Linked DNA regions of Mus musculus: region 1 is linked to region 2. Evidence: chromatin loops called from intact Hi-C (ENCODE). Cell type or tissue: heart. All regions are shown on one strand. Each heading gives the region's core, and the rest is flanking DNA. Links, peaks and the distances in the headings are about the cores only. Region 1 holds the start of Cpsf6 (cleavage and polyadenylation specific factor 6). Region 2 holds the start of Cct2 (chaperonin containing Tcp1, subunit 2 (beta)).

Evidence for each region. A loop is a pair of places that touch in the nucleus more often than their neighbours do. Peaks named below come from ENCODE experiments on the same cell type or tissue, not always from the same donor. Only the 100,000 strongest peaks of a DNase experiment are listed, where the experiment ranks them.
Region 1: it touches region 2 in a loop (2.2-fold over the local background); 5 of 42 quality-filtered maps call a loop at or near these places.

The regions. Positions count from the first base shown.
Region 1 is chr10:117,370,267-117,385,153 of GRCm38, forward strand. Cpsf6 (cleavage and polyadenylation specific factor 6) reads right to left here and starts at 6,707. Exons shown (of 10, transcript NM_001013391.2): 1 at 6,573-6,707. The coding sequence starts at 6,632. In heart, for the core only: a CTCF peak has its summit at 6,693 (motif pointing left); DNase peaks (open chromatin) are centred at 5,845 and 6,725; H3K4me3 peaks cover 3,540 bases; H3K27ac peaks cover 2,515 bases.
Region 2 is chr10:117,051,298-117,066,184 of GRCm38, forward strand. It overlaps Cct2 (chaperonin containing Tcp1, subunit 2 (beta)), which reads right to left and starts at 12,555. Exons shown (of 16, transcript NM_007636.3): 1 at 12,409-12,555; 2 at 11,679-11,753; 3 at 11,520-11,585; 4 at 10,728-10,839; 5 at 10,208-10,284; 6 at 10,001-10,113; 7 at 9,351-9,553; 8 at 6,801-6,901; 9 at 6,494-6,621; 10 at 5,877-5,980; 11 at 4,743-4,862; 12 at 3,810-3,938; 13 at 3,580-3,683; 14 at 2,743-2,842; 1 more. The coding sequence starts at 12,411. In heart, for the core only: CTCF peaks have their summits at 4,563 (motif pointing right), 8,169 (motif pointing left) and 12,105 (motif pointing right); a DNase peak (open chromatin) is centred at 12,174; H3K4me3 peaks cover 1,085 bases; H3K27ac peaks cover 864 bases.

The DNA of each region.
Region 1 (14,887 bases), core at 3,328-11,327, 320 kb after region 2:
AAGATCTCAGACTGTATCTTAACCCCAAGGGTATACATTGGACTTGATGAAAAAACAATAATGAATCTGAATATATATATATATTGCCATTGCTAAGAAAGCAACTCAAAGGATACTTAATAGTATCTTTAGTCTTCTTCTTTTCACATTCATTATTTAAAAATAAGAACCCAGAACACATTCAAGTGTTTCTATTTCAAGTAGAAAATGTACATACTCTGAAATTAAGCAAAATGCCTATCACAAGTTTTATATATACATATATGTGTGTGTATGTATAATTTAAAGTATGTGAAAAGTATATATATATATATCACTTTTATTAAATTTAATATTACATTACTTATCACAAGGCAGATATATATATAACTATCACTTTTATTAAATTTAATATTACATTACTTATCACAAGGCAGATATATAAAGCCTTTCTACTGTCAAAGAAAATAGCATCAAGTTCTGCTATGTGAAAAGTCTTTTTCAAATACATTTCAATTGGCATTCAAAAATGGAAAATCTATCCTAATAACTTCAGATTCCAGAGTCCCCCAGTCTTCTCCATGTCTCTAGGGTCTAATCATTAATAAAGGTGTGCATCTACTGTCCTGCAAGATCAGCTCTTAGGGAGTTCAGGATGGTGGCAATACCATTAATCCAGCACTTGCAGGCAAAGCCAGGCAGATCATCTGTGAGCTTGAGGCTAGCCTGGTCTACATAATGGTTTCCAGGTCACAGTGACACCTTGTCTCAAAAAAAAAAACAAAAAACAAAACAACAACAAAAAAAAAACAAAACAACAACAAAAAGAAAAAAAGAAAACAACAAAAGAACAGCTCTTAGGGTTTGTGTTAAGAGTAACAAAGTAATTTTTCTCAATCCCTACTATTCTGAATCACTATAATCACTTTTTTTTTGGGGGGGGGGTATATGAATACACTGTTGCTGTCTCAGACACACCAGAAGAGGGCATCAGATCTCATTACAGATGATTGTGAGCCACCATGTGGTTGCTAGGAATTGAACTCAGGACCTCTGGAAGAGCAGTCAGTGCTCTTAACCACTGAGCCCCCCACTATAATCATTCTAATAGCAAGCAAGGCATCAAAATCCAGCAATAGTTGTACACCTAGCTTTGATGGCCCTAGTAATCCTAGCAGTTGGGAGGCTGGGGCAGAAGCAAGCCTGGGATACAGGCAAACAAGCCTTTGTGGCCAAAAAAGGGGGGGGGGGGCTTGCTTTCTCAAGATTTTGCACTACAGGATGACTGTTGTCCTCCTACAAGATACATAAAACTGTTTCCCAAAGAATACACTTAAAGGTATGGTGGATAGAAAATTGACCAACATCCCATTCATTTTCTTAAGGCAGTGTTTTAATCTTTTTCATTAGCACTATATTTCCTTTCCTTAAAGATTTTTACATAATTTCACCCAATCATACCCTATAATTTTTACTACTACAGATAAACTGTATATAATATATACCATTATTGGGATTATCCTTTTCCCTAATAGGCACAACACTGTTTTGGGTGTTCCTAGAATCACAGTTAATACCACTTGTGCACTATTGGTTCTACCAGTAAAAGACAGCACCTATTAAAAAAAAAATCCTATAACAAAAAGGGGGGGGAGGCTGGAGAGATGGCTCAGCAGTTAAGAGCACTGACTGTTCTTCCAGAGGTCCTGAGTTCAAATCCCAGCAACCACATGATGGATCATAACCATCTGTAATGAGATCTGATGTCTTCTTCTGGTGTGTCTACCGTGTACTTAGATATAATAATAAATCTTAAAAAAAAAAGCATTATCAGTCATTCCATTTAAAGAATAGTTATTTCACTATAAGAAAAGGGGAGCTATACTCTACATGACAAAATGTATTCAATGCTGTGTAAGAGAAAAACCCAGTAGCAAGAAACTGGTTCCAACATATATCTCCAATCTACTCAGAATGTTTTACAGTATTTACATATAAGCTATACATCTTTTCACATACTTTAAATTATCTCAAGATTTTTTTAAACTAACACAATGTAAATGTTTATATTAAAAAAGTGATTATACTGTGTTGGTTTAGGGAATAATAGGAAGAAGTCTGTACAGATGCAGTACAAGTCCAATTTCAACCTGCCAGGATTTTCGATTCCAGGTGAATTCTAGGATACAGAAAATATCACATTATGGGTATGCTAAGTGTATTAATTTTATAATTCTTGTAAAATGTTACATTAGATCTTAACTACTATGCCATTTCTCCAGCCCCTATAGATTTATCTTTAAACCATTTTCATTAAGCATATAATAAAGTTTCACAGAATAACCAGTAGTTGCTTTATAGTGAATATAGTGAAAAGTATTAAGTGAAATGATTCATTCAATAAAATTAGACTTATGGGGACATCTAAACCTTACTTACAAACTGGCACCCCAACCCCAGCCATTGCCTCCATTTGGTTTTAGAGTTAGATGAGCAGGTAACTGAATGAGTGCTTCTTGCTATCCACAATCTGATAGAATAGACACTAAACTACATAAACTGCTTCTGACTGACCCCCAGATAAACAAAATATATATTATTTGATTATATAGAATATAAACTGAGCATGCCTAAAGAACCTGGTTAGTTCCTAGCACCCTCATGGTAGCTCACAACCATCTATAACCAGTTCCAGAGGATCTGATGCCCTCTTCTGACTTCCATGAGTGAGCACTAGAAATGCACAAGGTACACATACATACATGCAAATAATCCATAAACATGAAAGAATAAGTACATCTTGGGGTGGGAAGAACTGCTGCTTCTGTGTAACTCTAAAGTTAGTACAAGCAATGTAGATTCAGGAGCAGTTCACAATTCTCCTTCCAATGAGTAACTTCTCAATTTGTCCACATCTAAAAGCTTTTTAGGAACCAAGAAGACATGTTTCTGTTCCTTCTCATCTCTATTCTCCATTCTTAACATTATCTAGTAAAGGAGCTGCAGAGATGGCTGAGTTAAGAGCACTGACTGCTCTTCCAGGGGTCCTGGGTTCAATTCCCAGCAACCACATGGTGGCTCACAGCCATCTGTCATGAGATCTGATGCCCTCTTCTGGGGTGTCTGAAGAGAACCACAGTGTACTCACATAAATAAATCTTTTTTTTTTTTTTTTTTTTTGGTTTTTCGGGACAGAGTTTCTCTGTGTAGCTCTGGCTGTCCTGGAACTCACTTTGCAGACCAGGCTGGCCTCAAACTCAGAAATCCGCCTGCCTCTGCCTCCCAAGGGCTGGGATTAAAGGCGTGCGCCACCACCTCCTGGCAAATCTTTAAAAAAAATTTTTTACCTAGTAAAGAAAGCAAATACACTAACAACCTAAGTCTCATCTTACCTCGCAATAAAGCTTAATACTCCAGTCTCATACTTTCTGCAATTTATTGTGCTTTGCCAAAATACAAAAAGCCTTTTAAAAGTATACCATTTTAAATAGTAAAAAGAGACTAATGACTAGACAGAGTTTCAAAGTACAATTAAAACTGCAGCTCACATTAGACAACAAAAGATGTGTTTAGGGGCTAGAGAAATGGCTAAATGGTTAGAGCACAGGCTGCTCTTCAGAGCACTCACATTTAACTCCTAGCACTTATGTGGTTGATCACAGGCCTCATAACTCTCGTTCCAGGAAGTCTGACTCCCTTTTCTGGATTCCTTGGGCACCAGGCACCCACCTAGTGAAGACATTCATGCAGGAAAAAAGACTCATACAGGTTTTTTAAAAAAGAAGACAGACAGGGCTGGTGAGATGGCTTCAGTGGTTAAGAGCACTGACTTCTTTTCCAAAGGTACTGAGTTCAAATCCCAGCAACCACATGGTGGCTCACGGCCACCCATAATGAGATCTGATGCCCTCTTCTGGTGTGTTTGAAGACAGCTACGGTGAACTTATAATAATAAATAAATATTTGGGCCGGAGCTAGTGGGGTTGGCCAGAGCAAGCAGAGGTCCTAAATTCAATTCCCAACGATCACATAAAGGCTCACAACCATCTGTATGTACTCATATACATAAAATAAATCTTTTAAAAAATGTTTGTTAAAAAAAAAAGAAGACAGAGAAAGAAAGAAAAAGTAAATAATAATACAAAACTTAACTTTTATAAATGTTTAAAACTCAAAATAATTTAAAACATCTAATGATCAGTTCTGAAAAATATTTTGCTCAACTACAGTCAAATAATCACACTGGTTACTATAGCAGCGAGTAGAAATAAGGTTACCATCTATTAAGAGAGACCAGATTACTAGGGATGTTGCAGAGGAGTAAAGTGCCTAGCATGTGCAAAGACCTGAGTGCAAACTCCCAACGGTAAGGGTAAGGAGGGAAAAAGGAGCCAGACACAGGCTACAATCCAAGCACTGGGGAGGGGGAGGCAGCAGGTGGTGCAATCATAAATTAAAAAAAAAAAAAAAAAGTAAACCTGGGATACACAATAAGTTCTAAGTCAACAAAGCTACAAGACTGGGGGACTAGGGGGGGACCCAAAAACAAAACCTAACAAAAAGGAGGGAGGGAGGGAGGGAGGGAGGGAGGGAGGGAGGGACCAGAAAATTAAATCAATAAATAATTTTGTTGTTGCTTTTAATTCTGGTAGAATCTCAGAATGATAGGGTAATCAATGACAGTAACACAGAAAATATAACAAATCTTAAGATAACTGGCAACCTTTCTGTGGCTACTTTTCTTGTTCAAAATTCAGAGCAAGCAAATCATAAAAGTCAATTATACGAAGAAAACAGTAACAAGTAATGCCTCCGGAGCGAGGCTATAGCTCAGGGTCGAATGCTTAGCCAGATGTGCAAAGCCCTGGGTTCATTCAGTATCCAGAGCTGCAAACAAGGTATTTTGGGAAAAGTTACTTAAATCTCCCAATTAATCTACTTAAACCTACAAAGATTTTACTTGTAAAAGTACACAACCACGTATTAGATACAATGCTAAAAGTACCAAGTCAACGAAAAGCTACAGTTATAAAAAAGAGGCCTACAAAGTAGTTCCTCGTTGAGGTCAAAAAAGTTTAACCTCTCCAGGCACTCGGAAGGCAGAGGCAGAGGCAGAGGCAGGCGGATCTCTCTGAGTTCGAGGCCAGCCTCGACTACAGAATGAGTTCCAGAACAGCCAGGGCTACACAGAGAAACTCTGTCAGCAGTAATTAAAATCCTACGACAATTTGCTTTTCTTTTCTAACATTTAAGCCAAAAGCACAGTCATTCTTGAAAAACGAAGCAGTAAGGATTTAAGAGTTTTCACTGTTTCGTTCAAGTCTTATATCCCTAGTCATAAACAATGGAGGGAAAACGCCATACAAACCAATGGCATTTTATTCAGGTTCTCATCCGTACCTTAGAATTTTTTAATATGGTGGGGTGTAAATTTGAAAACCGTGAATATAGGAAATGCACTAAAAAAAAAAAAATATTTAGAGGGCAGTAAGAGGCTAGACGATCCAAACCCTGGCAAGCAGACCCTTCCAAGGATATTTATTCATCATGAGACGCTGGTTCTAGGCATCCCAGGCGGGTGAGACCGGAAAACCTTACACGTCTCACTTTCTCCAGCCTTTCAAACCGTGAAGTCGAGCCCACAGGGCAAACACTTCGCTTTCAAACTACAGTCACGTTCACAACGACTTGTCAGGCACGCTACCCAGGATTCCGATTCCGAGTGGCCGGTCTCCCTTTCAGTCTCTCCGGTCTGTTAAGCTAGGATACCACCATCTTTTTTGTTCTGTCCAGCCACCGCGCTCCCAAGTCTTTGGCGCAAGCCATTTATCCTCTCCGATATTTCGCTTCACAAAGGCCAAGGACTGGGCCTCGGAGGCACTGCAAACCCTCGATGACCAAGGCGGGCCGACGCACCGACTTTTAAATGCGATCGGTGGCTCCAAAAGTCAGATGACTTGTTGCGGATGGAACCAAACCTAAGCAGCCTTCCCTTAAGGGGACCGGCGAGCAAGGAACCGGGCGCCACGCCGAAACCCGTCGCAAAGGCGAGCGGGAGCCCAGGGAGAGCGGGCGCGCGGGATACAAAGGGCTGTGAACGCGGCCTTCCATGAGGCGACCGTGCGCGGACAGAGACACAAAATGGAGCGGCGGGAGGAGGAATCGGAACCCGAGGCGGCAGGGCCGGGATGGAGGCGGCGGGCGAGCGCGCGGCCGGGCCAGGGCTTCCCCTCTGGCCGGCCGCGGGGGAGGGGGCGCGGCGGCCCGTTCTCCCCGCCCCGCACACGCGGCCTAGCTCGGCGGGAAGCGCCCGCCACCGAGCCAACAATGGAGCGGGAGACCGTCCGGAGGAACCGGGCGGGCGGCTGCAGGGCGACCGGGCCCCGCGCTCCAGAGCCCCGCGGCCCGCAAAACGACGCGCGAGAACAAGGGCTGAGGGGCCGTCGCGCACGGCGGCGCGGCCCGGAGGCGCCAAGGGCGCACGGTCTGCAGCGAAGCCGGCTCGCGGCCCGCGGCGGCCCTGGTCAGCCGGGCGTCCGGGCCGCGGCACAGTCTGCGGCGGCGGCGGCGGCGGAGCCCGGACCCTCACGTACCTGGTTGAACTCTTCACCCACATCCGCGTAAATGTCTATGTGGTCCACACCGTCCGCCATCTTCCCTCGGCCTCGGCCGCCGCCGCCGCCGCCTCCTGCAGGTCGGCCCGCCGAGGCAGCAGCAGCGGATCTGGCGGTGGGGGCGGGGCGCCCTACGTCACTTCCGAGGGGCGGAGACCAGGGCGCAGCGGCCCGCTGCTGGTGACGGGGGACCCCGCCGAAGGTCCGCGGCGGTTCCGAGGCGCTAACTCGTTCCTTTGTGTGCAGGATTAAGCCGCGGCTGGGGCAGGGGCGTGATTTCCTGTGCTACCCCGCCATACCGCATGCCATGGAACCCGCTTGTTTTCAGAGACTGTCTTTTCAAACTGCTTCTGGCACTATTTATCTATCTACATATCTATAGATGAGAGATCTATCTAGTGAGAGATATAGATATATATACATCTATATAGAGAGAGATAGATATTTATATATTTGCGTTTTCATTTTTTTCCTACTTTTTTTTTTTTTTTTTGCTTCCAAGGTTTCGAGAGATGAGAGTTATGTGTACGCAATTAAAAGCGAGATATGATGTCCTGGCCAATGTCTTATTCTTGCTTCTTCAGACAACTGAATTTTTTGAGTTATTTGCATATAGCATATTTGCATCTCTTATCTTTATGCAGTTGTAAGCATCTTTTCCGCTCCTTCCTTCACATCCTCCTCTTCCCCCTTCCTCCCCCATTGCCCTTGCTTTTACCTTTTTATCTCTGTTGTAGGTTTTCTCCAGCCATCGTTCAAAGGATTCTATCCTCATTTTTAGAGCACGTACAACAGAGCAGATGTATCCTAAATCAACGAACTCCTGGATTCAGAATGCTGAGCTAGAAGGGAAATTAAAACGGTGGCTTGAGGTCCAAACATCCCGTTTTACAGATGAGAGAACTAAGGACTCGTAGAGCATAAGTTATTTAACTGGGGTTACATGGCTCGTAAAAGTGCACACCTTTTGACGCCGATATATGATTCAGAGATCTCTCTCCATTTCCAACGGCTCCACCTATTTCTTTCCTTCCCGTTCAAAAACTCACCAGGTCACTCAGCTGCCTGTGTGCTTGATATAAATTCAGTTCCCACAGCGCTCTCAAGGAGCGTAGAGAGAACCGAACCAAATCCTCTTAAGTAGTCCTCTGATCTACTCAGCACCTCTGACTGCTCTCACTTCCAGCCCCACCCTGCCAAACAAATTAACAAAAAAGCAAAACAATAACCAAAATAATAATAATAACAAAAATACCAGATGCAGACTGGTCTGAAATCATCAAAAACCTAAAGAAACATCTATGCTTGAGATGTCTGTAAAATCTTGGTTGCAGTCACAGAGACTAATCTCTTAATCTGAATAAACATTTCTTTAAATTCCTTTTTTATACATCGGGGTGTTTTGCCTGCATACAGTCTGTGTACTACACATGTGTGCAGTGTCCTGGGAGCGCGCAAAAAAGGACATCAGTCGACTAAGACTGGTATTAGACAGGTTTATGAACCACTACATGGGTGCTGGGAATCAGACCCTGACCCCGGAAGAGAATCCAGCGCTATTGACCACGGTACAAACGGGACTTAACGATGGCCACCGCTGTTGAAAAATCCTAGACTCTAAATTTTGTTTACTTAGAGGTCAAATGCATGCGGGGCAATGATGGCCCACGCCTTTAATCCCAGCACTTGGGAGGCAGAGGCAGGCAGATTTCTGAGTTCGAGGCCAGCCTGGTCTACAGCGTGAGTTCCAGATCAAGGGCCACAAAGAGAAACCCTGTCTCAGGGAAAGGAAAAAAAAAAAAAAGTCAAATGAATGCTGAGTAGCGGTGGTCCCAGGGCTACACAGAGAAATTCTTGTCTCAAAAACCAGAACCAAAATAGTCAAAAACTCAGCTTTATCCCTCAGCTACATTTTGAGATCTGATAATTCCCTCAACAGCAGACTCACTCTTACTATAGAGGCCCCATCCTTTCTACTTCTCTGCCAGGTGATTGCTCACACACTATCTTAAGAATGTTTTGATGTCAGGCAGTGGTGGCATTCGGGAGGATGAGGCAGTTGGGGTCTCCAAAGTTCGAGGCCTGCCTGATCTACAGAGTGAGTTGTTCCAGGACAGCCAGGGCTACACAGAAGGACCCTGTCTCAAAAAGACCTAAATAAATAAATAAATAAATAAATAAATAAATAAATAAATAAATAAAATGTTTCCATTTTTTTTCAATTGTAACTTCAGAGTACCTTTTTACTTAGCAATTTTCAAAATTTAAAATATTTGTGGCTCTTGCTTCTTTTGTCTCTTACTCACTTACTCTTGCCTCTCTCCCCATTCCCTTCCCTCCCCCACCCCCTTCACGTGGCCATGGCCAGCCTCTACCTCTCTCCATCTCTCTGCCTTTCTCTGCCTCTACTACCCTCTTTTCTTTTTTTTTTTTTTTTGTTTTTTGTTTTTTGTTTTTTGGGTTTATTTTTGTTTTGTTTTTCGAGACAGGGTTTCTCTGTATAGCCCTGGCTGTCCTGGAACTCACTTTGTAGACCAAGCTGGCCTCAAACTCAGAAATCCGCCTGCCTCTGCCTCTGCCTCTGGTGGGATTAAAGGCGTGTGCCACCACCACCCGACTTCATCTCAATTTCTTGATGGAGGTTCTAAAATCTTTTTGTCTCAAGACTACATAGTACAGAAAGTCCAAATGTCCTTAGGAGAAATGCAATAGGAAGTTACATGTTGCACATAAATGGCTTTTTCACCTCCCTGTGTTATTTTCCTATTGCTACTGTAACAACTTAGTAACAATGTTAGAGACCAAAACAATACAGATTTTTTTTTTTATCCTCAATTCTAGAGGTCAGAAGCTCAATATAAGTTTTACAAGGCTGCTTCAGTTATTTTTTTTTTCTGTTGCTGTAATAAAACACTCTAACCAGAAGCAATTTAGGAAAGAAAGGGTATATTATTCAGAGTTCTCTAGAGTAAGAGAATTTGTAGAATGACTCTCTTTAAATCTCTAGAAAAGAGATTTAGTAGAATGTACTAGAGATGTGGTCCGACTGTGGCTTCCTATGAATGGAAAGTCTGAGAATCCAGTTCAGGCTGGATATCTCAGCTGCTCTTCAATACATACCAGAATCCAGAAGAAGTAGGAATGGACTTGCGATCCTTTTGCTTGCGAGAGCAAGCAGCCAAAGGTAAAAGCTTCCTTTCTCCATGCTCTTATATTGGCTTCCAGCAGAAGGTGTGGCCCAGACTAGAGGCGGGTCTTCCTACCTCAAAAGATCTGGATATTAGGGCTCGAGAGATGACTCAGCAGTTAAGAGCACCGACTGCTCTTCTAACAGGTCCTGAGTTCAATTCCCAGCAATCACATGGTGGCTCACAACCATCTGTAATGGGATCTGAAACCCTCTTCTGGTGTGAAGTGAGCAATGGTGTACTCGTATACATTAAATAAATAAATAGATAAATAAATAAATAAATATTTGATCAAAAAAGATCTGGGTTAAAGTTGAGTCTTCCTACCTCAAATATCTAGATTAGAAGTGGATCTTTCCACTTCGATTTAATAGAAGATCCCTACGATATTTTTGGGCTTTAGTTCATTCCAAATGGAGTCAGAATAACAGTCAAGAATAGCCATCACAGCCAGGCGAAGTGGCGCACGCCTTTAATCCCAGCACTCGGGAGGCAGAGGCAGGCGGATTTCTGAGTTCGAGGCCAGCCTGGTCTACAGAGTGAGTTCCAGGACAGACAGGACTACACAGAGAAACCCTGTCTCGAAAAACCAAAAACAAACAAACAAACAAACAAACAAAAAAAAAAAAGAATAGCCATCACAGAGGGTGACAACCAAGGACAGCTGCCACAGAGAATTTATTTGTATTACACTTTCAGGTCACACTCCATCATTGAGGGATGTCAAAACAGACACTCAATGCAGGAGCCTGAAGCAGAAACCATGGCAAAGTACTGCTTACTGGCTTGCTCACAGGCTTCTGCTCAGGTAGGTGGTGGTGGTGGTGGTGGTGGTGGTGGTGGTGGTGTTTTGTCTGTTTGTTTTTATACAGGCCAGGTCCACCTGCTTAGGGACAGTGCCTCTCAAAGTAGGCTGGACCCTCCCACATTATTTGTCATCAAGATAGTCTCTCACAGAGGTTGGAGATAATACTCAGTGGTTAAGAGCACTGGCTGACTCCCAGAGGTCCTGAGTTCAAATCCCAGCAACAGTTGGTGGCTCACAACCCTCTGTAATGGCATCCGATGCCCTCTTATGTGTATGAAAACAGAGCACTCATATATATATACACATATATGTATATATATATATATATATATATATATATATATATATATATATATGATATGTGTGTATGTGTGTATTATGTATGCATAATACATACACACATATAAAATCCACAAACCAATCTTAGCAGGCAGTTCCTCAATTGAGGGTCTCATTTTCCAAGTAACACTGACTTGTGTCAAATGGACAAAAACTAAGCAGCCAAAGGCTTACCAAAGTCCATTAGAGAGTCAGGAAGAAGTGGTCAGGTGGACCTGCTGGTCTGTGACACATCTACCTACTTTCAAAGATACAAGAGAGCTTCTCTCCTTTTTCACCTATGCGGCCATACCACAGCAGCAACCGCATTCCAGGGTTCAAAATGACGTGCAAGAAAATGGGCAGCTGTCTTAGTTCCAGTTACAAATCAAAGGAGAGAGCAACTAATGGTCTCATTTTTAAGTAGCATATATTCATTGTAAAAACTATGAGATTTGATTATGACTTTTTCTTTTTCTTTTTTCTTTTTCTGGTTTTTCGGTGATTATGACATTTTTATACACAAATATCATATACTTTGTTCTCATACACTTGTATGTCCCTTCCTCCTTCTGCTGGTCCCCTCCCCGCTCCCGAGTAGTCTACCTTCTATGTTAGTGTCTTTAAAAAAATTTTTTTAAGATTTATTTATTGTTGCCGGGCGTGGTGGCACACACCTTTAATCCCAGCACTTGGGAGGCAGAGGCAGGCAGATTTGTGAGTTCCAGTCCAGCCTGGTCTACAAAGTGAGTTCCAGGACAGCCAGGGCTATAAAGAGAAACCCTGTCTCGAAAAAAACAAAAAAACAAACAAAAAAACAAACAAAAGATTTATTTATTGTTAAATGTGAGTACACTGTAACTTTCTTCAGACACAACAGAAGAGGGCATCAGATCTCATTATGGATGGTTGTGAGCCATCAAGTGGTAGCTGGGAATTGAGCTCAGGACCTCCAGAAGAGCAGTCAGTGTTCTTAACCACTGAGCCATCTCTCCAGCCCTAAATTGTTTTGTTTTGTTTTGTTTTGTTTTGTTTTGTTTTGTTGATTTTACGAGACAAGGTTTCTCTGTGTAGTCCTGGCTGTCCTGGAACTCACTATGTAGATCAGACTGGCCTCAAACTCAGAGATCCACCTCTCTCTGACTCCTGAGTGCTGAAATTAAAGGCGTGCACCACCATGCCCAGCCTAAATTGTTTTTAATATCTAGATTCCACATATGATATGAGCAAAAACAGAATATTTGATTTTCAAATCTGGCTTTTTTTTTTTTTTATTAATGTGACCTACAACTGTTCTCCTGCAAATGACATAATTTTGTTCTTCCTTATGGCCAAATAAAACTCCTTTGTGTTCATTATATTTTTCTTTATCCTTTCTTTTTTAACATTAATTTTTTAAAGAATTATTTATTTATTTTATGTTTATGTAGCTGTCTCCACACACACCGGAATAGGGCATCAGATCCCATTACAGACGGTTATGAGCCACCATGTGGTTGCTGGGAATCGAACTCAGGACCTCTGGAAGAGCAGTCAGTGCTCTTAACCATGGAGCCATCTCTCCAGCCCTTTCTTTATCCTTTCATCTGTTGAGGGATACTTAGGCTGATGCCATAACTTAGCTATTGTGAGTAGTGATGTACTGGGGTCCCCTCCGCTATGACCTTGCCAGTATTTGTTGTTATTTGACTTCTTGATGACAGCCATTCTAATGGGTATGAAATAGAATTCCTATGTAATTTTAAAGCTCTCATTAGTTTATCTGGGGAAGATGGAGTGTACTCAGAGGCAGGTCATGGACCCGAGGAGCTGGCTCACCCACTTCACCCTGTGGATTTTAGGGGTCGAACTCAGTCTGTTAGCCTCAGCGGCGGCAAGTGTCTTTACCTACCATGATAACTTGCCGACCTCCCAGAATGTAATTTTAATTTGCAATTCCCTAGTGGCTAAAGATATTGAGCACATTTTTTCACATATTTAGATACTACTTGTATATCCTTTAATTCTATGAATTCTTTCTGTATTCTAAATATTAATTCCAAGTAAGATAAAAGAACTAGGAAGGTTTGCCGCCCATTCTGTCAGCTGCCTCTTCATCCACACTTGGCTCTTTCATTTACGGCACAAAAGCTTTTTTATTTTATTCAAGCCTATATGCCACTCTTGCTTTTATTCTGAGGATGAGAGTCCTTTTCAGAAAGTCTTTTTGAACCCTGTATCTCGAAGTATTTCCCTCTAGTATTTTTGTAGGTTCAGCTCATACTTAAATGAAGGCCTCTAATAGTTTGGAATTGACTTTCCTATAAGGTATAAGACAAGGATGTAATTGTCCTCTTCTGTAGGTGAATATTCATTTTTTCCCAGAACGGTTGGTTTGGTGACAAATCTGTCTTTTCTCCCCTGTAGGGTTTTTGGCATCTTTGTCAGAGTCAGATGGCTGTTGGATTTGCATCTTTATCCCATTTTCCCCCTTCAGGAGTGGTGTGCATCAATTCAAGGACCTGGTCACCCGGTGCCTGTCTACAGGGAGCCAGAGCTCCAATCTAGTATAATAGTATCCAGTAAAAAAAAAAATTTAAAAAAATATATGTGTATATATATATATGTGTGTGTGTGTGTGTGTGTGTGTGTGTGTGTGTGTATACATATCCTCCACTGAGACCCAGAATATGGCACACAAGTAAGTGTTGGCTCCTCCAGGGGAGGGTTGCAGAAATCTGTTTCTACCCTCAGTTTCTATTTCTGAGGTCACCCACTCCACAGAAGTCTTGCAAATCATCTAGCAGCGGAGGCAGCAGAAGCGTCAGTGTGGATGGCCCTGCTAAGCCCTTGTTGAGCACCTTGTCTGAAAAACAGATCAGCACCTTGAAGAAGGTGGCCGTGTTGGCTGGTCTTCTGTCAACTTGGCACAAACTAGAGCTATCTAAAAGAGGAAACCTGAAATGAGAAAGTGCCTTCATGAGATCCTGCTGTAAGGTGTGTTCTTAATTAGTGATCAATGAGGGAAGGCCCAGCTCATTGTGGGTGTTGCTGTCCCTGGACTGGTGATCCTGGGGTCTGTAAGAAAGCAAGCTGAGCAAGCCCCGGGGAGTACGCCAGTAAGCAGCGCCTCTCTCTGGCCTCTGCATCAGCTCCTGCTTCCATGTTCCTGCTCTGACTTTGGTGGTGAATGGAGACATAGAAGTATAAGCCAAATTAACCCTTTTCTCCTCAGCTTGCTTTTTGGTCATGGTGTTTCGTTGCAGCAATAGAAACCTCAACTAAGACAGTGGTTTATTAAGCTAGCAACCATGGAGGGTTACAAGCTGCTCCTCCCTGACCAGAGAGGGCCTGAAACAGCTGGTGGATCCCCTGTCAGTCCTATGTTATGTCTATGAGGCTTTCTTGAGGACCCTTGCAGGTCAATGACTCTTCAAGTCTTCACTCTGAGCCAGAAGCTGGCCTGGATACCTTTCCTATACTTCAGTCCAGTGCAATGGCTCAGTGAGTGAAGCTATCTTCAGCCAAGCACCTGACCCATACCTGACTGCCGTTTCTTGAACCCACATGGTAGAAGTAGAGAACCAACTCCCACAAATTGTCCTGTCTTCCACATCTGCCATGCCATGTGTTTCCCTGCCTCCATTAAAAAAAAAAATCATTAAATAAACTAGCCTCCTGGTAGTGGCACACACTCTTATTCCCAGCACTCAAGAGGCAGAGGCAGGCAGATCTCCCTGAGTGCGGGGACTCACAGTTTGCACCACCACCCCAGCAGCATCCTCCATCCCCGCCAGCAGTTAATTTTTTCATTGCAGATGTCTTTCTCCTCCTTGGTTATGTTTATTCCTAGGGACCTTTTCTTTTCCTTTTTTACATTTGGAGGGAGGTATGTGTGGCAATTTTAAATAGAATTGTTTTCTAACTTCTTTCTCACAAGTTTATTATTGGCAAAGAAGAAGAGGAAGAAGGAGAAGAAGGAGGAGAAGGAGGAGAAGGGG
Region 2 (14,887 bases), core at 4,345-12,344:
ACAACCCACACTATTAAGGAAAAGTAAACAATGACAAGTATGGTTTCAACTATATTTTCATTGACTACAAATACGGCGAGAACCTCTGTCTCAGTAGTCACTGCAGGCCCACTTCCCATGAGGACGGAACACCACACAATCACTGTCACTATTAGGAGGACACAGGACAATTCAGCAGTGTGCAGGCCTGTACTCAGCAGTTCGCAGTGCCTGACCCAAACAGCTACTCGATAAACAATACACTTCCCAAAACAGGCTAGCCTGGTTTTTGCTTTCTTTCCATCTTGTGAAGGTCACATCTTACCACACACCCTAAGACTAGACTTGAACTTGCAAGCATCCTGCCGCAGCCTCTAAGGAATGCACTACCACACGTGGTTTACGGCATGATTTTGAATAATGTAAGGATTAGGAAAGTTTACCAAATTCACATTACACCAAAGCCAAAGAACGACTCAGGGGTCCTGGATTTCAACCTACTCAGGTTGCCCACGGCTAAGCTAGAGTGAGGAGAGAGCACAGCATGCTGACAATCACCCCTCACTGTCCAGTGACACACAAGTGACAGAGACAGGAGAAGCTGGAGCAAAGGGACGACAGGCCATCAGTGAACTTTTAACTTTATATTTTGTAAAATGCTTTTAAACAATGTTTATATATGTATGATGTATGTGTCTATGTGTAAAAGATACATTTTAGAATTATACAGTGTGGGAAAAAAGTGAGATTTTTAAAAATCCATGGTATGTAAGATGCAGGGGCAATTAGCGAGCATCCCCAGGAACTCTCAGAAGTTTCAAGTTTACAGAATTTTAAACCTGCCTCTGACAATCTTCCACTTGGATATTCAGGCTTCCTCTAATGGCCGCCGTCTCTGCTCACTCACAGAACATGCAATCTGTACCTCACGTTTCCCTTTCTGAGAGAAACTGTACTTTGAGGTTTCTCTCTCTTCTGAACCTACTACAGGATCAAATTTATCCCCCACACTCCACAACCACTGCAAGCCAAACCAATGCTGGGGAGGCTTGGCTTCTAAGTAACCCATTATCTTCCCAGTTCTTTCCCTTGGCACCCTGGGCTCACGTTCCCTCACTGGCAACTGTGCCACCCCAAGGCAGTATGAACTGACACAACTAAACCTGTGAACCCAAACACAGCCTTCTTCTGTCACAGCCATGTGAAACCGGCTGATGCGCTTCATTTAACCGAGTCTGTGTAAACGCATCTTCAAGAGAATTTAAAGTCACCTTCTACAGCGTGAACGTGGAAAGGAGCCTTGAGCATGTTTGTGAGCCACGTGCGGGGCGCCTGCCGCCTCAGCACTGCAAGCTCAGGGAAGAGGGTTCTGAACTGGAAGGCAGCCCCAGTTACACAGCAAGACCATCTCCAACAACAGACCCACCAGGTCAGGCACACACGCACCTATAAGGATATCCAGGAAAGCAAGCGGCCTGACTCATCCTGGTAAAACCACCAGATACCCACACGCTCCCTGATACCTGACCTTCAGAAGCCTGGCTCTTTAACCCTTCCAGTATGAGTGTGCCCCTGGCTACCCAAACCAGTTTCCTCCTATGCCTTTCTAAGAACTACGACTACTTACTTTAGATAGTTTGTGTAACCGTCTACTAAGACGGAACTGTCCCATTATACACAATTATCAAGCTCCCTGGACTCCGGCCTGTGTTTCCCTAGGAGCACGAGCACTCTGGTACCTTGGTGCTGCTTTGATAATGTTGTCCACTCGCAGGATCACCTCTGCTGCTTCAGCCGCACTCAGAAGAACCTGTCGCTTCACTTGAAAACTCTCTGTTATACCCAGTACTGCCATATCGCCGATGGTACCTTCCTTCATATCTGAAAAGGTAGTTATTAAAGGCATTAAAACATTCCTAATAACTCATAATAAAACTAAAGCTGTTACTGCATCTCACTGCCTGATTTAGCTAGATCCATCTACAAAAGCACTATTTTAAGAAAAAACTGGCAAGAAAAATTGTTAGGCCTGGCAGTGGAGTCACACACCTTTAATCCCAGCACTGGGGCGGCAGAGGCAGGCTAATCTCCGAGTTCAAGGCCAGCCTAGTTTACAGAATGAGTTCCAGGACAGCCAGTCTTGAAACTAAACAAAATGACAATGAGCCCACACAAGTGCTTTTAAGGGGTTTTGTGTAGACGCATGGGGCAGGGCTGCCTGCAGTGGGCAGAGTCCATGGGGAGTCTGGTAACGGGCCCAAGTCCAGGAAGCGAATGCCCGAGTGCGCGGCCCTAACCAGGTCTCTGAGAGCACCACAGAACAGGGTAGAAGGAACCTAAGGGGTGAAGGAGTGCTCTGGCATGCTGCCTTCTGGACCTGAGATGCCCAGTGCACCCGTGACGTCAGCAGCAGTGGCCACCTGCACACAGCTAGGCACATTAACATTCCATCCTGGGGAGAAAGGGGCTCCTAAGATCCCATCCTCACGGAAAAGCTGCTAGGGCTACTGGGGAAGGATGAATCTTATTCCTCAGGGTACAGCCTGGATAAGGTGCCTATAGCCCGCGTGAGCAGGACAGGGACCTGGGAACAAAGGGTTCAGTGAAGGAGAAAAGGTGTGAAAAGAAAAAGGGAAGGGGGTGGGACCCCAGTGCATTATGTGCGTGTCCATACAGACATACAAAGTGGATGTATGTGTGACTTATTTCTAATTGAAGAAAACTACTTTCCAAAGTGGCTGCAGAAGTCCATTTGTCTCTTACCCAGTCCAGCAGTTATATGGCCTTCACTGTGAGCAGCTCGGAGCTGTGCCACCAGATCTGCACTGTCATAGCCCGCATTGTCGGCTATGATGGTCGGCAACTGCAACATGAAAGGGACAAACAACTCTCACTCTTGCCGCTTGCCCCTTGCTCCCCCCTCTCCACCGATTCCCTTCCCCTTCCCTCCATGTGGTCATAGCTGGACTCTACTTCTCTACTCTCTCCATCTCCCCACTTTTCTCTCCCTCTTAACTCCCCTCCCTATGCCCAGAATAAACTCTATTCTATACTTAAAAAAAAAAAAAACAAAGTGATGAATAACCACCAAGGACCACACTGCCTCTAACCTAGAGAGACAGCTGAATTACAGGGAAAGCCTGCTTCCTGTTGCTCTTCTTAAAGACAAGCTCTTACAGACAGGGCTGGTCTCACATCTGGCTTCAACCTCAAGTGCTGGGATTATAGGTAAAGACCATGCCTGGCTGTCTGGTTTGTTTGTTTGTTTGTTTTTTCCGAAACAGGGTTTCTCTGTGTAGCCCTGGCTGTCCTGGAACTCACTCTGTAGACCACCAGGCTGGTCTCGAACTCAGAAATCCACCTGCCTCTGCCTCCCGAGTGCTGGGATTAAAGGCGTGTGCCACCACACCCTGCTTGGCTGTTTGTTTCTTAATAATGATTCATGATTACGTATAAAATGTAGAATCAAAATATAAAACATTGTGGACTACTGTAGTTTTGTAAAGGCAAAGAGAAAAATTTTTCTCTAGGACACAAAAATATATTCAGTTTAAAATCAAGCCCATGAAATGTATGTTCACCTCTCTCTTCATAGCTTACCATTCTCAGGGCTTTTGCAAACGACTCCATTGCTACAGCTTCTTTTCCTGGGGTTCTGTTGGCAAGCTGTGTCACAGCATGGGCCATCAGCATCTCAGAGCAGCCTACAAATGTAACCCAGAACTTGTTATGCACTCTGCCGTCTCTGTTTCTATAAAAGCCAAGATGTTCACATCTAAGTCGGACCTACTGTCAAGAAACAAAGTATGTAACATTCTTGAAATGCTTACCTCCCCCGTAAACTGTTCTAGGATCTTTTACAGTCTGAGCAAGAACACAAAGAGCATCATGCAGAGATCGTTCAGCTTCATCCAGAATTTGCTGAGTGGCACCACGAAGCACAATGGTGCATGCCTCACCTAAGGAGAAACGTCAATCAGTGACCGTCTAGCCACTCACCACAGCATCATCTGCACTCCAAGTAACGACTTAGTAAGTAACGACTCGACTAGTCTTGGGCTTTGGTAGCAATGCTTCTCTGCAAAAATCCATGTTCATAAATGTTCTGAGTGATGAAGAAAAAAATTCTATGCTAAATGTACACATTTCAAAAGGCAGCAAGTATCAACCTGACTTTAAGACACTGAAACAGAACATAAAATAGGCTCTCTCAAAATTTATATTTGTAAATGAAGAAAATACCTAATTAAAAAAAATTTATATTTGCCCTCATAAGACACATATATCCAGTCCACTTAATAATCCTTAGTCATGCATGTATGTGCGTGGGTGCATATATGCATGGAAGTCCAAGGTGAGAGTTGGCTCTCTCCTCCTACCATGAGGGTCCCAGAAAGGGAACTAAGGTCTTCAAGTTTCAAGCACTTCCACTCAGAGCCATCTCGACAACCTATAGGATATCTATCTATAGGGTATCTATCTATAGGGTATCTATCTATAGGATATCTATTTCAGTGCTATAGAAACCTTAAAAAAAAAAGTTTCACTTTATGTAGTATGAGTACACTGCCGCTGACTTCATACCAGAAGAGGGCATCAGAGCTCATACAGATGGTTGTGAGCCACCTTGTGGTCACTGGGATTTGAACTCAGAACCAGAGGTCCTTAACCGCTGAGCCATCTCTCCAGTCCTACAACTTTTTTCCCACTTCCAGAGGTCGGCAAGGACTTAGGTCCTTAAGCCAAGATTTACAGTCACTCACCAAGGGCAACCCCAGAAAAGTGAATGAGTTTATCTTCCCCGATCATAACTTCTTCAATAAGTTTGCAACTTCCAAGCTTCACAAGTTCTGGGTGATCAAAGGTAGAGGCAATCTCACCACCTGCGAACATCACCGGAAACACATCTGTGGGTTTGAGGCTGTTACAGAATTGATTCACTCATTTAAATAGTTTTACCGTAATTTTGTAAATTAGAAACTTAGAAAAGATATGTCAAATCAAGCACAAGGTACATACTTGACCCGCTCTGAAGGGCACGATGTCGTCATTAAAGGTCACTGACTTTACCTCACACGGGGCATAAGGAGCTAAGCATTCAGCAAAACAAACTAAGGTTTAACTTAAGATTTAATACTCGAGACTCTTCTTTTAAGCTCAGATTTGCTCATGCCCAGAAAGTAAAGTCTTTATTCTGTGAGAAAGAATGGACTGTCTTGAAACATCACTCTAGAGTCATGGCAAACCGTGTGGTGTGTGCATGCACACATGTGTGTGCGTGCGCGTAAAATCTGGCATACACTTTAAGCATTCCTAAACGGAAACCCCAAATGTGCATCTGTAAGAATGAAAATGGCCCAGGTGAAAGGCCAGTAAAACTGCATATCAACCAAAAGCGCTGCGTAAACCATTTCTGTGTGAGTATACACATCTGACGACCTCTCTGTGTGAGTATACACATCTGACAATCTCTCTGCGTGAGTATACACATCTGACAGAAATGTATTTCATATTTAGACTTGGGTCCTACCCTATGTCATTTCATCATACACAGTCAATCACTACACTCCACACCCAAAAATCTGAGAAACTCAAGTACAGAGAGAATTGCCTGTAATGGTATAGAGGAGCCAGCAAGGTAGTTCGAACCTGAGCTGAGACCCAGGACCCACACAGGAAGAGGAAAACATTAGTGCTACGATCTCCACTGGTGAAGCAGGGCACATATCCACATGCACAATCAATCAATCAATCTAAGTCTTCAAACAATGTAAGGAAATTAAAGGCCTAACTCAAAGTATATACTCTCAACTCTTTAAGGGGGTTCTTCCTATTCTCAGTGCACTGCACAGTAACGTACTGGAAACTGCACTTCCTAAGGTATGCATTTTCCATACCTGTGACAAGAGCGAGGCGCTCCACACCTGCGAAATCCGCATGCTCAATAGCCATGACGCCAGCAGCGCCGAAGAGTTGTTCAGGGTAATTATAAATTAACTGTCTGAAAATAAAATACATGTTATGCTCAAAATGGCTCCTTGTCAAGCTGAATTACATTACAACACAAACCTGCAAGCACTTTTACTTCACCGGAAATAAAAAATCCAGCCTCACTATCTATGCTCAATCCTTGAGTCTCAAACGATAGAGACTGCAATCCCACACGTTGTCCTGACCTCCATAACTGAATCCCCAGTATGTTCTACCTGTCTGGCGTCACCTCCATTAGATCACTGTTACCTCACTGTTAACACTCATGGGGCTTTGCATGATGTTAGCCTTACTCCATCCACAGCAAGCACTCCGTGTGAGGCTGAGGACAGTGAAAATAAAGGACCGAGGAACCTTAGAACACAGAGACCTGCCCGGAAGCTAACAGTCCTCCGAGCAGCAGCCTGGAGGAACTGCCACACTCTGCAATCTTAAGTAAAACCGTGTGCAGCAGTTTCTAACAATAAGTAACTTGATAGGAAATACAATTTTTATGAGAAAAAAGTAACTTTAGGTTACACACCTGTTAATAAAGCAATTTATTCCATGCTTAAGAATACGTTCAACTTTCTCCTTCATCTTCTCCTTTTCTGCATGTTCTATCTCTGCAACCTTTGCTGTGGAATCAACTCTTACCCGAGAGCCAAATATCTAAGATTGAAGACATAAAGGCAGTGTAAGGTTCACTCCTCTTAAAATACACCGTACGTACTTCAGCGTTTCTACGAACATACGCTTCAAAGTGTATATAGGTGTCTCATCTGCTTGGTGTAACTGACTCCTACGTTAACAGCACCAGCAACAGCCTGTCAAGAAATGTAGCCACGCACCTTTATTTTGTCTGTATCCATCCCAGTATTTGCAATAAGAATTTTAGCATTTTCAATTCTCTTTGGTTGATTTACTCCAATTTTTTTATCCAAAAGAAAACCTACAACAAACATAAAGATGGTAATAAACTTAAGGATGCATTAGTAAACCTGCACAGCACGTGCTGGCTGACAACCCTCAGTAACTCCAGTTCTGGGGGATCCTGTGCTCCACGGGCACCAGGCATACACATAGCAAAGGACCCATAAACTTAATAAAGCAAAGAAACAACTAAAAAAGAGAATACACACAGGCAACGCTACAGCATCAGTACAGACACAAACCACATCACCCTGAAACTTTTGTTACACACACACACACACCCACACCCACACACACACCCACACACACACACCCACACACACACCCACACCCACACACCCACACACACCCACCCACACACACCCACCCACACACACACACTCACACACACACACCCACACACACCCACACACACACACACACACACACACCAGATCAGAGGCTACAGCTCACAATGTAAACACATTTAAGTTCACTTTTACTAGCTTAAAACCAGCAAAACTAGCAGTGAGAACTGGAAATCAGAGACAGGGTCACCTGTTCTACACAGCAAGTTTCAGGACCACCAGGGCAACATAACAGAGACCCAGCCTCACTAAAATAAACAAGACAGCTAGGAAAATGGAACCACCTTGGACAACACAAAAACAACACAACTACATAAACCTGCTCCCAATCCTGCTCTTGCCCTTAGGCTATGGCTGGGGTCGACCAGATGCTCACATATAAATCATGCACAACTCAAGGAGAGATGCCATTTCTAGCCGTGCTGATCTGCTGCCATCACATGACCTGGTACTGACATCTGCACTGGCTTAAGACACATGACAAACGTTTGGCTCAGTAACCCTACCTTGGGCTTTCTGCTCTATTCAGCTTGCCATCACTTAGCAGATGATTAGAACAGCTACAGGATCGAGGTTCCACTACAATTCCTGGCATAGAGCGCACACACACAGCAGTATGAGCCTCTGTTACAAGGCTGCCCTACTTGGCAGACCACTAGAAACATTAGAGAGACCTTGCAGATCAACGGAACCAAAATATTTTCACAACTCCGTAAGTAAATGGCACAGGACACACATAAAAGCCAGGATTCCAAATCACTGTAGACACAAGCTTACAAAGCACAACTTGATTCTTTTTAAAACCCTTTAAGATGGGCTGGAGAGATGGCTCAGTAGTTAAGGGAACTGACTGCTCCTCTGAAGGTCCTAAGTTCAAATCCCAGCAACCACATGGTGGCTCACAACCACCCATAATGAGATCGCCCTCTTCTGGTGCAGCTGAAGACAGCTACAGTGTACTTAGATATAATAATAAATAAATCTTTGGGCCTGAGCGAGCAGGGCTGACCAGAGTGACCAGTGGTCCTAAATTCAATACCCAACAACCACATGAAGGCTCACAACCATATGTACAGCTACAATGTACTCATACATTAATCACATAACTTTGGAAATATTTTTTTCTCAAAACGACAACAAAAAAAAAGCTGGAGAGATGGCTCAGATGTTAAGAGTGCTTACTACTGCAGAGACCTGAGTCTGGCTCCCAGCACTCTCACTGGGGGCTCGCACCAGCCTGTAACCACCAGAGTGGAGCTGCTACTTCTGGCCACTGGCATGCACATACCCATACACAGACCAAACATGCACATGATTAAAATAACCTTGGACACGCAAAAGAAAATGTTCCTGGGGCTAACAATGTGGCTCAGTTAAAAGATAATTACTTAGCATTCACAAAGCCCGAGATGGATCCCCCAGTACTGCATAATCACAGCCTGGGAGAGCAGCAGAAGGGACAGAAGACTAAGGGCATCCTTGGCTGCGTGCGAGCACGCACACGCATGCACACGCACACACACACTCGCTAGCTACACAAGACTACCTTAAAAAACAACAAGGCCTGAAGAGATTCTACTTGCTGCTCTTCCTGAAGTGGTCCTTAAAGACAAGCTCTCTGCCTCTGTAGTGTCAGGGTGGAGATCAATGGGTACGTTCCACCAAATGGTGGCTTCACAGCCATCTTGACTACAGTGCCAAGGGTTCTGGTTCCTTCTTCTGACCTCCATGGGCACCACTTATGCATGTAGTGCACATATGTTGCCAAAACACTTAAGAGAACAAGTCTAAAATTTTACACAAATGCCAATAAAATATCAGACAAAAATTCCTTTATCTACAACAACCTGCTAATTTGACTTAGGGAAAACACATATAATCCTGAAAAAGCATTTGGGAACAGCTTTTGGTAAAGCTGTAATTTCTGTTATTAGCAGAGACTTCCTGTTTGAAATCTAGAAAGCAAACAATGCTCAGCGGTGTTGAAGATGAAGCACACAGACCGCAACAGGACAAATTGTTACAATGGCCCAAGCAGCCAAGTGGTCCTTAAAGACAAGCTCTCTGCCTCAGTAGTGTCAGGGTGGAGATCAATGGGTACGTTCCGGCATACACACATACCTTCATCTAGATAGGAGTCTGCCAGACTCCCACCTAGTTTCTTGATGACATGAATCGCCTCCAGGTTGCCAGAGCCTTTCAGTCTGAGAACCGCTTCCACGGCCAGTTTAGTAAAGTGGTCCTTGTGGTGAGTAAGGAGCTTTGAGGACAATGTCGTTCCTGCAATGTTCATTAAGTCCTGCCAGAATCTGGCTTCATCAGAACTAATAAAACCAAACAGAAGAAGACATGCTTGTTATTAAAATTATCCACTGAGTATCCTTGACTTCTTAAAGATTTACTAGGAACAAGTGAACAATGGGATCCCGTCTTTCCCATCAAAGCACCAAACTCGGTGAGCCCTAAGCCCAGGCCCACTCAGTGTTGTCCCTCAGCACAAACAGAATTAATTTCTGGTGGTTTATTTGGTAATGTAGAAGTAAACTAAACATGTGTATTCTTTTAGACTCAGCAATTCCACGTCTAGAAATATCTCGAGTAACAAGTGTCCTACATCATAAAGCTAAACCTTCCCAAGAATAAAGGTTCATAGGAGGGCGGCCTGTGTTTTAGCTGTGAGGGAAGACAAAGTGTATCGAGGTAATGGTCACATGTGTTTCTCACGGTTCTCTAGATTAGACTTTCCCACCACGGGATTGCGGTACACCAACCCATGATCCACAGCGGAGCTCAGCAGGGCCTCTCTTGCTGCCTTTGTGGCTTCTCTCCAACCTGAGATGATGGTCTGTGGATGTATCTTTTTTGCAATTAAAGATTCTGCTTCCTGCCAATAAACAGATACACAAAAGAAAGAAAGGATTCCACTGTTGCTCAAACCACAGTCCCCATACTAAGGTGGAAGCGTCAGGCACTCTTACCCGGAGCAGCTCTGCGGCTAAGACAGTAACAGAGGTAGTGCCATCACCAACTTCATCATCTTGAACCCTTGACATATCTAGGAAAAAGTGAAATTATTTCTCCACATTACTAAATTCTCTTAAAACTTCCACAACAAGCGTAAACTCCATTAGTAATATGCACCTGACAAAATTTTGGAAGACCTTTAACCGTTAAATACTTTAGCTTGAATGTGCCTCACGAGTTCATGTAAATTAACCCCTAATCTTTTTCTGTCTCACCAAGTTAGGCCTTTTGTCACATTATGACAGCAAGAGAACTCACCAAGAAAGGGCCCACTTGGACTTGGCAGTTCAGCCAGACTGAGTTGTACCATTTAAAAATTGTGGTGGCAGCAGCCCCCCGTGGACTATGGGTAACAATGATACTTCTGACACTCATCTGACTAGCGATAAATGCCAATGGCCATCACTTAAGTAGCTGACAGCCTATCAGGGAATAAATTATTGGAAAATAACAACAAGCAAATCTTATACTCACCAACTAGAACCTTTGCTGCGGGGTTGTCCACACCAATGTTCTTGAGAATGGTAGCACCGTCGTTGGTCACCATCAGAGCGGCGTCTCGTCCACTGCTTAGGAGAATTTTGTCCTGAAAAGAAATATATTTCTGTCAAATTAAGGTCTAAGTACTTCTTCAAGAATACATGCAGATACCAAAACCTCTGGATAGTTAGTTGGCTACTAAATGTTTTCTATGCATGTATCCTACAACCAAACCTCAATGTGTAAAAAGCTTAGACATACAGGCAATACAAACTAGCTCTGCTACACTGTCACAAGACAGCAATGGAAACAAATATCCCAGAACACTATATGACAGTTAAACACACTAAAAGCAGATACACATAAACAAAAAACAGTATGTTACTTTAAAAATGTGTTGCAAAAATATGTAACATGATAAACTTACCTATAAGTGAACAGAAAAATACCAGCTACAGTGTACTTAGATATAATAATAAATAAATCTAAAAAAGAAAAAGAAAAAAAGAAAAAAGAAAAGAAAAATACCAGCAAGTTTTGTAAATGGTAACACTTGCTGCCACTGGAGAGGGATGTGAGATTGGGGATGGTAACACAGGAGAACGGTTTATAATTTGTAAGTTTTAGATTAAAAAACATAAATAAGAACATTGTTACTATCTACATTTACACCAAAGGCTTTAAACCATTATTAAAATTTTGGCCAGCCACTACTACGCAAGACCGCAGGAAAGCAAAATTAGAAACAAACAAAAGAAACTTCTAAAAATTCCCTATCTTTCTTACCATGCCCTTCGGTCCCAAAGTGCTCTTCACCAAGTCTCCAATGGCGATGGCACCGATAAACGACGACTTAAATTATAAAAGAAAAATCAGAAAAGGCGGTCAGAATTTACCCTCACAAAGCGTTGGATTTTATCATTTAAAAGCAACAGACGGGCTTACCAGGCGAGCTGTCTCGGCCCTCTCTTCATCAGCTCCAGCCTTGAAGATATTAACAGGTGCGAGGGAAAGGGAAGCCTAAGAGAGGAAGCCAACACACGCCGTTTGAATGCCAGTACTCGTTAACACCCGTCCAGGGCCTCTCACTAGATCGGGAAGTAGATTATCTAAAGGAAAATTGGTTTACCATCTAATTTCAGGAATCCGTCCTGGGAGTGGGGTATTTACTTAAATGGGGAGAGGGACGCTCATATGGGCGCCAGGAATAAATCATCACACCGACCCACTGGTCTGAATGGCAAAACTAAAGGCAACATTGGGCCGGTCGAGCACGGACCAACATAGCTACCTAGCTACCCTCCATCTTCCGCAGGCAAGCACGGCCACTCGCCCTTCCAGCCCCGCCCCGAAGAGGGCGGAGCCAGCAGGTCCTGCTAGAAACTTCTTCACTTGGGGTGAGGACCGGGGGTCGCCAAGGTCCCCTAGCCGAGAAACAGCCCTGATCTTACAAAGAGATGCTGACTTAGTGTGCGTTCCCCCTTCCCGTCCCGCGCGGAGAGCTCGGTCACCCGGTCCCACGCAGGCCTCATGCCCGGCCCGAGCCATGTGCGGAGGGGCCAGGAGGCGGCCGCTCGGAGCCTGCGACTCCGGTTAGACAAGAGGACCAGCGGGGCGGCAGGACACAGCGGGGCGGAGCAGGGAGCCTAAGTCCTTGGCCGAAAGCTAGGCTCACCATGGTTCCGACGGATTCCGCGTAGAGGAGAGAACCCCTCACAATCCGCGCCGGGAAGCCAGGCCGGGGAAAGAGAGAAAGGCGGAAGTGACGACACGCTCCGCCGCGGGGGGCGGAGCCGGACGCACGGGTTTCCGCCTCCTGCGTGGCGGGCTGGGCCGGAAGCGTAGCGGCTCGCTGGAGAAGGGGCGGGACCTCAGTTGGTGGCGGAAATCATTGAGCTGTGGGCGGGGCTAGGGGCGGGGCCAGGGGCGGGCTGCTTTAGAATAGAACTAGAGAACAAAGAGACAATGTACCGCGCGGGTTGCCGCGGAAACCAAGTTCCTGCTGACATATATTTTTAAAATATAATCTTTCAAAATTTGTTTTAAGGTCAGACGTACATTTTCAAGTGTTGCACACTAATCATTTCTATTATTTACCCTTCCTGGAGGCAACCATTCCCATTTTCGTGCTTATTTTTTCCTTTGGGAAAGTTATTTATCAATAGATTACTAAATGATTTTTTTATAAAGGAGTCTTCATTTAATCTTTCAGACATGATCTGACTGTGTAGCTCTGGCTTAGCTCGGAACTCACGTTGTGGACCCAGGCTGGCCATTCTGGGATGCTGCTTCTGCCCTACCTCAGCTTCATTTGTTTTCTCGGGGGGGGGGGGGGGCACCCTAATATAACTTACATGACTTCAAAGCAGAGATCAAGTCCTAAATATTCCAGTTTATCAAAAATAGTTTTCTCGGGAGCTGGAGCTATGGCTCAGCGGTTAAGAGCACTGACTGCTCTTCCAGAGGTCCTGAGTTCAATTCCCAGTAACCACATGGTGGCTCACAGCCATCTGTAATGGGATCTGATGCCCTCTTCTGGTGTGTCTGAAGACAGCTACAGTATACTCATATAAATAATAAATAAATAAAACCTTTAAAAAAATTAGTTTTCTCGGGCTGGCGAGATGGCTTAGCAGTTAAGAGCACTGATGGCTCTTCCGAAGGTCCTGAGTTCAAATCCCAGCAACCATAGGTTGGCTCACAACCACCTGTAATGAGATCTGATGCCCTCCTCTGGTGCGTCTGAAGAGTCAGCTACAGTGTACTTATGTATAATAATAAATAAATCTTTGGCTCAGAGCGAGCAGGAACTGAGTGGAGTTGACCAGAGCAAGCTGAGGTCCTAAAAATTCTATTCCCAAGAAGGCTCGCAACCATCTGTACAGCTACAGTGTACTCACATAAATAATCTTTTAAAAAAAGAGAGAAATGGTTAAAACATACATAGTCTAGGGAAAAGCCCCAAAACTAATGCAAAAAAAAAAAAAAAGTTTTCTCGGCGCTAGCGAGATGGCTCAGCGGTTAAGAGCAGTGGCTGCTCTTCCTGGGGTGCAGAGTTCAATTCCCAGAAACTCCATGGAGACTCACAACCATCTAATGCCCTCTTCTGGCATGCAGGTATACATGCAGATAGAGCACTCATTCATATATATATATATATATATATATATATATATATATATATATATTACATAAATCATTTTTTAAAAGATTTCTCTTGGAATTGGAGAGATGGCCGAGGGTTAAGAGAACTGACTGCTCTTCCAGAGGTCGAGTTCAATTCCCAGCAACCACGTGGTGACTCACAAACATCTGTAATGGGATCCCATGCCCTTTTCTGGTGTGTCTGAAGACAGCGACAGTGTACTCACACACATAAATAATTCTTTAGAAAATATTAATTTTTGCCGGGCGTGGTGGCACACGCCTTTAATCCCAGCACTCGGGAGGCAGAGGCAGGCAGATTTCTGAGTTCGAGGCCAGCCTGGTCTACAAAGTGAGTTCCAGGACAGCCAGGACTACACAGAGAAACCCTGTCTCAAAAACACCAAAAAAAAACAAAAACAGAAAATATTTTTTTCTCTTTACTCTTGACACCTAAGGCAAAGCTCTCGTGCTTAAAAAAAGAATGTTAGTTTTCCTTTTATCCACTGGTAGGTAGCATTTATCTCTCTGATCACTTAGCAAGTACTTATATTTCTGATACTTGCCGACACTCAGTCATTTTCCATTTTTAGTTATTTTTACCCTTAGATATAGTAAACTAATTTATATTGAGTTGGCAAGCTATGGAGAGTCAAATCTAGTTATCAACTGCTTATAAAGTCTTAAGCACTTAAAACTAATTATGTGTGCATGTGTATGTGTAGACATGTAAATGCCAGAGGACAACTTGGAGAAACCAGTTTTGTCCTGCCATCACAGCTCCCGGGCCCTGAACTCAGGTTGTCAAGCTCAACAGCAAACGCCTTTACCCACGGAGCCTGTTTCTTAACTTTTATTTCTCTCTGTGAAATCTCCATGTGCATGTAGGTGCTGGCGGAGGTCAAAAGAGGGCATCAGATCCTCTGGAGCCGGAGGGGTAAGCAATCCAACCCTGTTGCTGGGAATTTAACTCAGTTTCTTCCAAGAGCAGCAAGGGCTCTTAACCACCG